3 separate regions of the Homo sapiens genome follow, and regions 2 and 3 are each linked to region 1. A link is a contact called in ENCODE Hi-C data. All regions are on one chromosome and are shown on one strand. The core of a region is the stretch at or near the end of the contact, and the rest is flanking DNA. Distances in the headings are between cores, read along the strand shown. Region 1 overlaps ITSN2 (intersectin 2). Region 2 overlaps DTNB (dystrobrevin beta). Region 3 holds the start of DTNB-AS1 (DTNB antisense RNA 1).

Region 1 (4,108 bases), core at 1,100-3,599:
ATCCCAACACTTTGGGAGGCCGAGGCGGCAGATTACCTGAGGTCAGGAGTTTGAGACCACCCTGGCCAAGATGGTATAACCCCATCTCTACTAAAAATACAAAAATTAGCCAGGCATGGTGGCACACGCTTGTAGTCCCAGCTACTTGGGAGGCTGAGGCAGGAGAATCGCTTGAACCCGGGGGGTGGAGGTTACAGCGAACTGAGATCACGTCACTGCACTCCAGCCTGGGTGACAGAACGAAACTCCATCTCAAAAAAAAAAAAAAGTTGAATGTACTTGTTTACCCAGCATCAAGATGAAGAAAGTCAAAATCGTCGCAGTCCCCAAAGTCCCCTCATGCTCCCTTCCAGCCTCTGTCCCACCAGGGAAACATGATCCCAACTTCTAATACCATAGATTCGTTCTGTCTGCTAAGGTACTTCATATGAATGGAATTATGTAGCCCGTTGTGTCTCTTTTGTTCAGCATTTGGTCTATAAGTTGTGTCATTATAGATCCTGTGTTCTCAAAAAAGGAAAAAAAACACACACACACACACACATATAGTATATGTTCTAGTTAGAGACCCACATTTGGTAGTTATCAGAGATTGGGAATACTTGTAATGTCAGTGAATTACATTATCCAGGGAAAGTACATATAAAAAAATATATAAGAAGACTGGTCTTTTAAGAGGAGAGGAAGACAACTCTGACAAGCAGTATAGGAACAAACTGGATTTTGAGTCTTGAGACAAACACACCAATTATGAAGTGACTGGCATAGTCCAGGTGGTGAGAACTTGAACTTGAGCAATGGAGAAGAGGTATTTCAAAGGTAGAATAGACAGGATTTTCTGGTCAGCTAAATGTGGAAGATGAAAGAGGAGCATCACAGATGGGTTTCTATCTTGGGTGACTGTAGAGCAGTAATATTAACCAAGATAGAAGCTCTAAGAAAGTAGGAATCTAGATATTAGATTTGAGGGATGAACAACAAAATGTTCAATTTTGAGCACACCTAATCTGATCCACCTACAAAGACATCTAGATGGAAGTGTCCAAGATATAGTGAACACTCTATCTAGAAACCCAGATTTCGTAGTCATTAGGGATTGGGAGTAGTTGTAATCATGTGGGTGAATGACATTATCCAGGGAAATCATGTATAAGAAAAAAGAGACAAGAATAGTCAGAAACAGAGGTTCAGAAACACGAGAAATCGGGATACAGAGTTAAGAGTTTCAAGGAGAAAATGGTATTGTCACAGAAGTTAAGACTCAGCTATTAGTGTTGGCAATCTGGAGTGAGTGTAGTTCTAGCACAGTGATGGCTATAGAAGCCAAATTGAAGTAGATTAGGCAATAAATGTTTAAAATAAGGGGAAGAGCCTGGGTGTGGTGCCTCACACCTATAATCCAAGCACTTTGGGAGGCTGAGGCAGGCAGATGACATGAAGTCAGGAGACCGGTCTCACGGTCAACATGGTGAAACCCTGTCTCTATTAAAAATACAAAAATGCGCCGGGCATGGTGGTGAGTGCCTGTGAGGCGGGAGAATAGCTTGAACCTGGGAGGTGGAGGTTGCAGGGAGCCAAGATCGCACCACTGCCCTCCAGCCTGGGCGACAGAGCAAGATTTCCTCTCAAAAAATACATAGGAAAAAAGGTAAGATTTAAGAAAGGGAGGCAGAGTTATTATAAGGCTTTAGTTTTTAGGTGACAGAACAAAACTATTTTTAGACAAAAAAAAGAAATAAAGATTTAATTTACAAAAAGGAGATGGGAGAGAAGTTACCTAATGGAAGTTAGGGCCAGAAAAAGAAGTAGTAGACAGCTCTAGAACACGAAGTTAGAACCTGGGACAGATATTTCTGTCTCTAAGAATGAAGTTCAGGAAGGGGAGTAAGAATGAACAAAGGCATACATAAGTTTAGAAGCAGAAGAAAGAGCGATTGAGAAGGTACAGATTTTCTTCTACCATTTTTTTTTCTTTTAGAGATATATAATCTTTTTGAGACAGTCAATGTTGCCAAGGCTGGAGTGCAGTGGCATAATCACGGTGCACTGCAGCCTCGACCTCCCAGGCTCACGTGATTCTCCCACCTCAGCTTTTCAAGCGGCTGGGACCACAAGAGCACGCTGCCAAGCCCGGCTAATTTTTAAAATTTCTTATAGAGGTGCAGTCTCCCTATGTTGCCCAGGCTGGTCTCAAACTCCTAAGCTCAAGTGATCCTCCCACCTCAGCCTCCCAATGCAAGCTTTCTTTGTCTCTCTTCTTTAGGCTCAGACAACAGTCCAAAGGGCAGAGCTAAGGACAGACTCCTTGATCTCGTAGGCCCTCAAGTGTCTAAGCACAAATTTCTCTCCTCTTCAAGCCATAAAAGAGAAAGACACATGCAAATCAGTTCCCATGACTCAACCAGATATGTGCATTTCAGCTTGCATTCAAATCAGCTTAGGCCCTACACATCAAAACATTTGTTAAAATGAATGAATGTGAAGGAAAACATTCTAGGCAGAGGTTACTCTGCAAAAGCAGAGTAACTAGTGTGGTCTGGAAAAATAGAAGATTACTTACTCACATGAAATAGTGAAGGGCTGGCCTGGCACAGTGGCTCATGCCTGTAATCCTAGCACTTGGGAGGCCGAGGCAAGTGGATCACCTTGAGCTCAGGAGTTCAAGACCAGCCTGGGCAACACAGTGAAACCCCTCTCTACCAAAAATAAAAAAAATCAGCCAGGCGAGGTGGCATGTGCCTGTGGTCCCAAGTACTCAGGAGGCTGAGGAGGGAGGACTGCTTGAGTCTGTAAGATGGGGGTTGCAGTGAGTCAAGATCGTGCCACTGTACTCCAGCCTGAGTAACAGAGTGAGACCCCATCTCAAAAAAAAAAAAAAAAGTGAAAGGCTAACAACAATGCAAGGAACCATAACAATAGATACAAAAATAAGTACAATGTTAATGCCTAGCTGATACAAATGTCAATTAGCATAAGATCCTTAAAACAACCTGAAAAATTAAACATTAAAAAATATATATATAATAGAAAGTGAAAGTCCATTACCAAGAAAACAATCATTAGCAGTTTTGAATAGATTGTTCCAGATATTTCCTATTTATACACTAGCAAATACCACTTTTACACAAATGAAGTCATACTTCATTGTTCTGCTTTTTTCATGTTACCAATTTTTCACAGTGAATAAGTAATCTTCTATTTTTCCAGACCACACTAGTTACTCTGCTTTTGCTTGTACTGTAACCACTGCCTAGAATGTTTCCCTTCATGTTCATTTTAACAAATGTTACAATTAATGCTACAATAAACATTCTTCATACATGTGTGTAAATATAGGTCTGTGGACAGATATGTGCTTCCAAAGATAAATTCTAGAAGTGGAAGTAGCAGGTTAGAGAGCATGAACATTCTAATTTTAATAGATAATACCAAACAGCCTAAATTGGACTTTACCTATAAAGTCTCTCAATACAGGCTGATAGCATAATACCAATAAGATGCGGTTTAGAGACACAACCCTCTAACTCTGACTTAATTCAAAAGACATTTTAGAGTACCTATACCAGTAATATACTCCATTTCCTCTAAGCAATTTTCCACAAACATTATTTCCCTTAACTAAGCTTTCCTCTCCAAATAAATGTAATTTATAAGCACATGCTCCACAAAAATCTCAAACATGAAAAACTTACTAAGCGGACTCCACAGACAGGGGAGGAGGGGTGAACCTGAAGACCCAGTCCTGATTACCACAGTTAACAGTTTGGTATTTGTTTTTCCAGATTTATTTTATGCATATATAAACAAACATGTTATTTTTCAAACCCAAATAAAATTATGCTAGCCAATTAATATTCTATTATTTTCATTACACATATTACAGATATCCTTCCATAGCAATATATAATACATCAATCATATCCTTTTAAATAGGTGTACAGCATTTTATTATATGGATATACCAGAAATTAAGCTATCTTCCACTGGTGGACATTAAGACGGTTTCCAGTTTTTTGCCTAACAAACCATACTACTTTGAACATCCTCATCCTCATATATATACTGAGTATTTAGGTAGGACAATACTTCTAGAAGTAGAATTAATGGG
Region 2 (3,943 bases), core at 76-2,575, 1.1 Mb after region 1:
CTTATGTATAAAAACAATCTCTTGTTGGAGCCAAAACAGGTATAGAAAATGCCAGAGAAGGTGCCCTGAGGACACGGGGATCCTTCACCAGCTCTGCATCTGAGCACAGAGGCAGGGACGCACATGCTGTGGCAGAGAGAACTGGCCAGGAGACCAGCTGCACGGAGAGAAAGGCAGTGTCTTTAGTAGGAAAATGATACTGCACTGTTCTTGGCCATGCTTGGGTGGCCCCAGCATGATGCCTGGCACTTAGTAGGGGCTCCAAAAATAGGACTTCCCTTCTTTCTTTTTCCTCATGGAATAGGGAAGAATTTTTAATCCTCCTGGCACACATTATAGTCAGGTAAACAAGGCCAGAGAGACTTGTGGCAAAAGGCCTGACTTTAAGAGTTAATGCCCTCTGCAGAGCATTCATAACTGCATCCCCCTCCACACGCACACGCAACTACAACTTGGAGCTAAGCTGTTATCATGGTAACAGAATGGAAGACACTTTAGTCTCCATTTCTATCTCCCTGACTCATGGACACCTGCCAGGTAGCAGATGGCCTGTGTGGACAATTACCTTCATTTTGCTGCCGTGTATTTAAATTAAACAAAGTGGTCTCTTTGCTGCCGATTTTCAGAGGCCCTCTCAGAGAAACAAAAAACAATGATGGGAGAGAGTTGCTGCAAGTCTGAAATTTAGGCAACCGTGAATGTATAGAGAACTGGGATATGTAGAGAACAGCCTTTGTCCATTTTTCTCTTCAAGAAAAAGTTAAAAACCCCACATAACTATTTTGAGCTGGTGCTGGTGGTGACCATGCTAGGAAGATGCAGCTGTCTCATCAAAGTGGACGTGAAACGAGGGAGAGGTGATGGGGCTATCTGATGCTGCACTGTCTGTCCTGCTGTGAGAGTTGGAAATAACCGCCTCACACGACAAGAGTTAAGACTATTGGGAGTTAGGACTGGCAATGGAAGTGCTCAGAGAATGGAGAATGAGGGTGAAGGAGAGAGGCAACCCAATGGCCGTGAGCAAGGAAGCAGGCAATGAATGTGCCTGGACACCTTCCCTGCTTAGCAGAGGCGCCCACCTGCAAGCTTAAGTGCTGCGGAGTCTTTTATTTATTCTTATTTTCTATTTTTTTCAACACCCTTGGTCAGCATGAAAGTGGAGTCTTTTAAAGATGAACTTGGCTTCTAGACACTGGAGAGAGGGGCTAAAGAGTTTTATGAAGTCTCTCACCACCGCTAACACACATTTACCTATTATGTGTCTGTTGGAAGGATGAGGCCACCAGAAAGTCTGCCATGGGGTCTCTCTGCAGAGGGGTGACACCTGTTTGTTTCCATATCATGTCAGAAACCTCAGGGCTCATGCATAACCTGTCACTCACTGTGATGGCTGGTGAGGCAAGCTGCGGTAAGACAGGAAGCAGCTATTCTAGGACTGCTGGATGATTTGTGATCACGGTGTTGCCAATGGCAGAAAGTTAGGGTTCTCAATCTTCATGATTCTGTCCCTATTCAAGTTACACTAAATTATATAGAAGACAAAGCTTATGCTAAGAATTAAAGAGTGAGGGCAAGGTGTACAATTATCTTTCTTAGTAGAAGGAAGAAGGTGTATTAAATTTCTGGGACAAAGAACAACCTATTAAAACTCAAGATAAATCTGTAGATAAAAAGAAAATTGGAAAGTAAACTTTTAGATAGAGAAACTCATAAATTCCAAGACTAGAATTACCTCCTTTCTGTTTGTTTCTCCCAGTTTGCCTAGCCCTATTTGAAAATGGTATCCCAGTAGTCTTTTTTTTTGAGACAGAGTCTTGCTCTGTCACCCAGGCTGGAGCGCAGTGGCGCAATCTCGGCTCACTGCAACCTCCGCCTCCTGGGTTCAAGCGATTCTTGTGCCTCAGCCTCCAGAATAGCTGGGATTACGGGCGCCCGCCACCACACCCCGCTAATTTTTGTATTTTTAGTAGAGATGGGGTTCCGCCATGTTGGCCAGGGTGGTCTCGAACTCCTGACCTCAAGTGATCCACCTGCCTCGGCCTCCTAAAGTGCTGGGATTACAGGCATGAGCCACTGTGCCTGGCCCGTATCCCACTAGTCTTCACTGCAAGATTTCAAAGCCAGTTCTCTGCAAAATGATGAGAGACCTCACCAACCAAGAGAAAAATACCTATACAATGAATGCTGAACACTCAGATAGCATACTAGAAACAGAAACTAGGCTAGGTTCTCAGGAGGATGTGGTCCTTATTCAGACAGCTAAATCTATTAGCAGGAAGCCAGCTGGGACCTATCAGTGGGGTTTTAAAATTCTATGAGTCTAATTTAAATGTTACTTATGGGTAAGCCAAATTTGTGTGGTGAGGTATGGCACCCTTATTCAACAATGACACTCTGCACTTTGTTAAGTCCCTGTTATATGTAACATAGTGGTTAGAGTCCAGGCTTTGCAGTTGGATAAACCTAGTTTGTTTGTTTGTTTTTTGAGATAGGGTCTTGCTATGTTGCCAGGGTTGGTCTTAAACTCCTGGCCTCAAGCAATCCTCCCACATCAGCCTCCCTTGTAGCTGGGAGTACAGGCGTGTGCCACTGTGCCCAGCCTAGAGGAACCTAGTTTGGATTCCAGCTGCCATTTACTAGCTGTGTGATCTTGGGCAACTTACCTAACCTCTCTGCACCTAAGGTTCTTCATATGTACAGTGGGGATAACAATATCTACCTCACAGGTTGGTGAGGATGATCATGAAACACCCCCCACACTTGGCTCCATAGAGTGACACCTGTTGTTCTTCTACTTTGAAAGGTGTTAGGGGTAGGGGGCTATGCAGCTGAGGCAATATCTCCACTCTCAGCAGGCCTATCCCGAGGGAGTCAGGTACGTATGCAACCAGCACACCAAACGGGATGTAACAGGTGCCACAGCAGAGAAACAGAGGAAAAGCAGCCTGGCCTGACGTTATGGAACAGGGTTAAGTTTGGTAGAAGAGGTGGCAGCTGAGAGTATCTCGACGGGTACAACTGCAATGGGCAGAAGAGGCTTGGGAAGGGCAAACCAGGCGGGGGAAAGTGCATGACTGAGGCACTGGGCTGGAGAGGAGGCTGTACTGGGGGTGAGACGGGGCGGTGAAGCTGGAGTGTGGGGAGCAGGGAAGACCTGTAGCAGGAAAGGAGAAGTGTCGGCGGTGAGCAGCCAGAGATGTAAATGAGCAGCTGCAGAGTTTATTTAATAGGCCACAGATAAGGGCTGGGCACGGTGGGTCACACCTGTAATCCTAACACTTTGGGAGGCTGAGGTGGGTGGATCACCTGCAGTCAGGAGTTCAAGACCAGCCTGGCCAACATGGTGAAACCCCATCTCTACTAAAAATACAAAAATTAGCCAGGCGTGGTGGCACGCGACTGTAATCCCAGCTACTCGGGAGGCTGAGGCAGGAGAATCGCTTGAACCTGGGAGACAGAGGTTGCAGTGAGCCGAGATCGTGCCATTGCACTCCAGCCTGGGTGACAAGAGTGAAACTCTGTCTCAAAAACTAAAAAATAATAGGCCACAGATAGGAAAACTACACAACCCGTGGAAAATCCAACTCGCCACCATTATTATTTTTTTTGTTTCTTATTTTTTGAGACAAGAGTTTTGCTCTGTCTGGAGTGCACTCAGGCTGGAGTGCAGTGGCAAGATCATGGCTCACCACAGCCTTGACCTCCTGGGCTCAAGTAATCCTCCCACCTCAGCCTCCTGGGTAGCTGACACCATGCCTGGCTAATTACTGTATTTTTTGTAGAGATGAAATTTTGCCATGTTGCCCAGGCTGATTTCAAATGCCTGGGCTCAAGTGATCCATCTGCCTCGGCTTCTCAAAGTGCTGGGATTATAGGCGTGAGCTACCATGCCTGGCCCGACTAACCACCATTAAAAATAAAATGTTCTGGCGGGGTGTGGTGG
Region 3 (4,356 bases), core at 109-2,608, 1.1 Mb after region 1:
GTGAGTGATTCAATGCTAACTCCTAGAGCTAGAAGGAAAGAACCTTAGAAACCACCTCGCCAACATTCTTACTATAGATCAAACAGGCCTAGAGGGCCTGACCTGCCTAAGGTTCACATAGCTATTTAGGGGAATCTGAAAGAGGAAGTGCAACCATGACTTGAAATTGTAATAATAATTCTATATTCATCATTCACGATATTCACATGTGTTTAGGTACATTTATCGAGGCAAGTGGTTTTTGATGCATGGAACACAGACCAGCAGCATCGGCATCACCTGGGAACTTGTCAGAGATGTAAACTTTGTGCCTCACCCTATCCCCACCAAACCGAAGCTCTAGGGGTGGGCCACAGCAATGCGTTCAATCTTGTCTCTGATTCTGGTGCATACAAGTCTGAGACCCACTGCCCTCATCACTTCCCAACTAGCAATTCTGCCCACTACAGGTTCTTTTCTTATTTGGTCCCCTCTCCACACTAAACATGTTGGAACTGTATCCCCGTCTACTTGCTTTCAGGCACAGTCTTTTTTTTTTTTTTTTTTTTTTTTTTCAGTGAGTCCCATACATACACAACTTCCCCCAGTAAACTGGAAACTGTTTGGAGACCCTGAAAGGTCATTCAAAAAAGAATTCTTGACCTCAGTTTTTCATTAATTCAATACAGGTTTATTTAGTCCTCTTATGCAGAAAGCACTGGAAACAAAGAAATGGTCTCTGTCATCTAAATCAATCTATCTATCTATCTATCTATCTATCTATCTATCTATCTATCTATCTATCTATCTGTCTGTCTATCGACAGAGTTTCGCTCTTGTTGCCCAGGATGGAGTGCAATGGTGCGATATGGGCTCACTGCAACCTCCACCTCTGGAGTAGCTGGGATTACAGGCATGTGTCACCATGCCCGGCTAATTTTGTATTTTTAGTAGAGATGGGGTTTCACCATGTTGGTCAGGCTGGTCTCTAACTCCTGACCTCAGGTGATCCGCCTACCTTGGCCTCCCAAAGTGTTGGGATTACAGGTGTGAGCCACTGCACCTGGCCGGTCTCTGTCTTTTAGAACCTTATGGTGATGGAACACAGAGCAGGCACTTGCTGGCTATTAGCTGACTGCCCAAATGAATGCACTATCAGACACTGCAGGAAAAAGGATAAAGAGAACACTTTCAAGTTTCTCTTTCTTCAGTTCTTTGCTACTCATCTACTCTGTCTTTTAATGGGCCTCTTCCACTTCCTCCTTCTGTGCCTCACCATGGGTCACTGTGGTCAGGGAGACTCAGCTCTTTGGCCTAGTATGTAAATCTAAAAGCTGTGCAATGGTTCTATTTAAATTGGAACAATTCATGCAGCCAGTCTTTACTGAACATGTACGTGCCTAGGAAGTCTCAGGAATGGGTAAGTGCTCCTGCTCCCACACAGTCTACAGACCTGGGTGCAATGGTGAGAAAGACCTCAGTAAAGCAAAGGAATTACGAAAGGGAGAGGGTGAGTAAACACTTGGAGAACATAATTTTTATTACTGCAAGGGACAGACAGGGACTAGAAATAAATGGGCACCGAGAAATCTCTTAAGGAGACTCCCAACTCAGCATGGGAAGGTGCTCTTCACAATCAAAGCCAGATGCTGGATGCCTGACCAAAGCCAAACTCACAGGAGCCTAGGCACAGAGCGCTGAACACTGGCTCTGGCAGCGGGAAGGAATTAGAGCGCTTCTGCTTTTGCACCTGCTTTGCAGTTAGGAAGCAAGCTCTCTTCCTTGCCAGACTTCCCTTTGGGGCAGGACACTTTTCTTATATTCTTGAGGCAAGGCAAACAGTCATAGGACAGTTATTAAACAATTATAAAATGTGTTTTCATTGCTGGCACTGTGTTGAAGTGGAAAGTGCGATGGTTGGGGAGGGATGGGGCAATCCTAACAGGCTGAAATTGTATCCGAGGTCAAAAGACCAGTATGTAATTTCTTAGAACTGTTTCTAAGACATCTCCCTACTTCCACAGTTTTCTCCAGGTTTGGTATTAAAGAGAACACTGCTGTGGCTCAACAGAATAGGGAAATTCAGAAAGCAATGTTTCATACTTGGACATCTGGTGATTGCAATTTAAGTTTGTCAGAAGAGAAACCGTAATTTGCAGTAGATATATCAGGTTAGGCTGGGGACAGTGGGCAGGGCAGCGCTTCCAGGACTTACAGGCCTTCCATGTGGCCTGGTACTGGGGAGAGAATGGACTTTGGCAAAGTGTTATTTAGGATAGTGTTGTATAATTTAAACTCACAAAACTTATTCAGATAAAGCCCTTAAGGCTCTGTCAACACAGTAAACAGGTCAGATCCCAGGTCTGAGAACCTCTGTGTTATCAACTAGTCAGGTGGGGTCACTAAATATTGACTGATGACAAGGGATAGAGCCAACGTGATTTAAAAGGGGGTAATACCTTAATTATAAAGTGTAAACTTAGAACTGCTTATGTCACCTAAAAACATGTGAGTCTCTTCCACATGAATGAGGTCTGGCAAGGTGGCCAAAGCAATGACATAGCCACTGTAGTCATTTACATAAAAATTTACACTCAAACTAGATAAGCATTTGCAAATGAGGTTGAAATTCAAAACTGCAGAATTCATCTGGTAAATGTAAATGAGTTTCCTTTTCTCTTCTTTTTTTTTTTTTTTTTTTTTTTTTTTTGAGATGGAGTCTCACTGTGTCGCCCAGGCTGGAGTGCAATGGCGCGATCTCGGCTCAGTGTGACCTCCGCCTCCTGGGTTCAAGTGATTCCCCTGCCTCAGCCTCCTGAGTACCTGGGATTATAGGCATGCACCACCACATCTGGCTAATTTTTGTATTTTTAGTAGAGGTGGGATTTCACCATATTGGCCAGGCTGGTCTTGACCTCAGGTGATCCACCTGCCTCGGCCTCCCAAAGTGTTGGGATTATAGGCATGAGCCACCACGCCTGGCCTGGTAAAATGAGTTTCAAAAGCAATATCAGACAAATGGAAAATGAAGTAGAACATGGATTAGAAACACCAACACATAAACACTTCTAGATTAAATAGGAAGTTTTTTTGAGGTCAGTAATTAATTAATACTCATTAATCAGGTAAAAAGTATAAGGGAAAGATATGTAGAGAAACATGAATGCCTGAGTGTCAGTCTACATTATGTCATTAAAAAGAATAAAGGGTGGCTCACGCCTGTAATCCCAGCACTTTGGGAGACCAAGGTGGGTGGATCACCTGAGCTCAGGAGTTCGAGACCAGCCTGGCCAACATGGTGAAACCCGTCTACTAAAAATACAAAAATCAGCTGGTTGTGGTGGCGGGTGCCTGTAATCCCAACTACTCAGGAGACTGAGGCAGGAGGCAGGAGACTCACTTGAATCCGGGAGGCAGAGGTTGCAGGGAGCCAAGATTGTGCCACTGCACCCCAGCCTGGGCAACAGAGTGAGACTCCATCTCAGACAAAAAAACAAAAAAACAAAGAAGGAGGGTCCTTGATACTCCTTGATTGATCAGGGATTGAGTCTAGTCACCATGATATGCCAAATAACTAATGTGACACTTAGGAACTCAATAGATTTTTGTTAAAGAAACAAAAAAATTAATTTTAACCCTGCTTTATTCCAAAAAAGGATTAAGATTTTTGTTGAATGAATTAACAGTGATGTCACTTCTTATGTATGCTTCTTTAAATTATCATTTCAGATAGAAGATAAAGTACATAATAGTTTCCTGAAGCAGCAGAATGAAAGAACTCTCTGTGGCATGAAAATTTACTGTGAGATGTATTTTAATTTATGAGTATCTCAGACCATGTGGCTTGATTGTCCATCTGACTAACTGCTTCCGACTATTTTATGAGAGAATTAAATGCTAGCATACTGAACATCAATAAAAGCAGACAACCCCTTTTAAATTAAAATTAGGATTTTCTTTTCTTTTTTTTTTTTCTTGCTCTGTTGCCCAGGCTGGGGTGCAGTGGTGTGATCTCGGCTCACTGCAACCTCCACCTCCTGGGTTCAAGCGATTCTCCTGTCTCAGCCTCCCAAGTAGCTGGGATTACAGGCGCGCACCACCACGCTCAGGTAACTTTTGTATTTTTGGTAGAGATGGGGCTTCACCACTTTGGCCAGGCTGGTCTCAAACTCCTGACCTCAGGTGATCCACCCACCTTGGCCTTCCAAAGTGCTGGGATTGCAGGTGTGAGTCACTGTACCTGGCCTAAAATTAGGATTCTAAAGGGTACTTTTATGGGTTGATGAATATATATTTCTAATAGTAGGAAAACACTGAAATTTTAACAGAAGTCAGTAATTCCTGTGTATGACCTTTCAGGTATGCATATAATACAAA

The links. Hi-C counts contacts between places; a loop is a spot of excess contacts on that map. Pooled maps may share reads with other maps.
Region 2: a loop to region 1 is called in a pooled map, with 3 times the contacts of the local background. The contact joins two enhancer-like sites. A Hi-C loop is called at or near these places in 6 of 37 single-sample maps with no recorded cell type and 4 of 50 pooled maps.
Region 3: a loop to region 1 is called in a map with no recorded cell type, with 5 times the contacts of the local background. The contact joins the promoter of DTNB-AS1 here to the enhancer-like site in region 1. A Hi-C loop is called at or near these places in 4 of 37 single-sample maps with no recorded cell type and 3 of 50 pooled maps.

What each region holds. Positions count from the first base shown.
Region 1 is chr2:24,340,227-24,344,334 of GRCh38, forward strand. The region is part of intron 1 of ITSN2 (intersectin 2); the gene reads right to left. Among named protein-coding and RNA genes, the nearest start is that of ITSN2, 18 kb to the right of the region's middle. Within about 2 kb of position 2,350, at least 2 of the 41 ENCODE cell types and tissues checked have a DNase peak (open chromatin) inside an H3K27ac peak, as active enhancers do.
Region 2 is chr2:25,401,331-25,405,273 of GRCh38, forward strand. The region is part of intron 16 of DTNB (dystrobrevin beta); the gene reads right to left. Among named protein-coding and RNA genes, the nearest start is that of DTNB-AS1, 18 kb to the right of the region's middle. RefSeq lists enhancers at 231-280, 2,450-2,619. Within about 2 kb of position 1,326, at least 3 of the 41 ENCODE cell types and tissues checked have a DNase peak (open chromatin) inside an H3K27ac peak, as active enhancers do.
Region 3 is chr2:25,419,735-25,424,090 of GRCh38, forward strand. It overlaps DTNB-AS1 (DTNB antisense RNA 1), which reads left to right and starts at 1,359. Exons shown (of 3, transcript NR_183382.1): 1 at 1,359-1,489; 2 at 3,709-3,781. All of the region lies in intron 15 of DTNB (dystrobrevin beta), which reads right to left. RefSeq lists an enhancer at 1-291.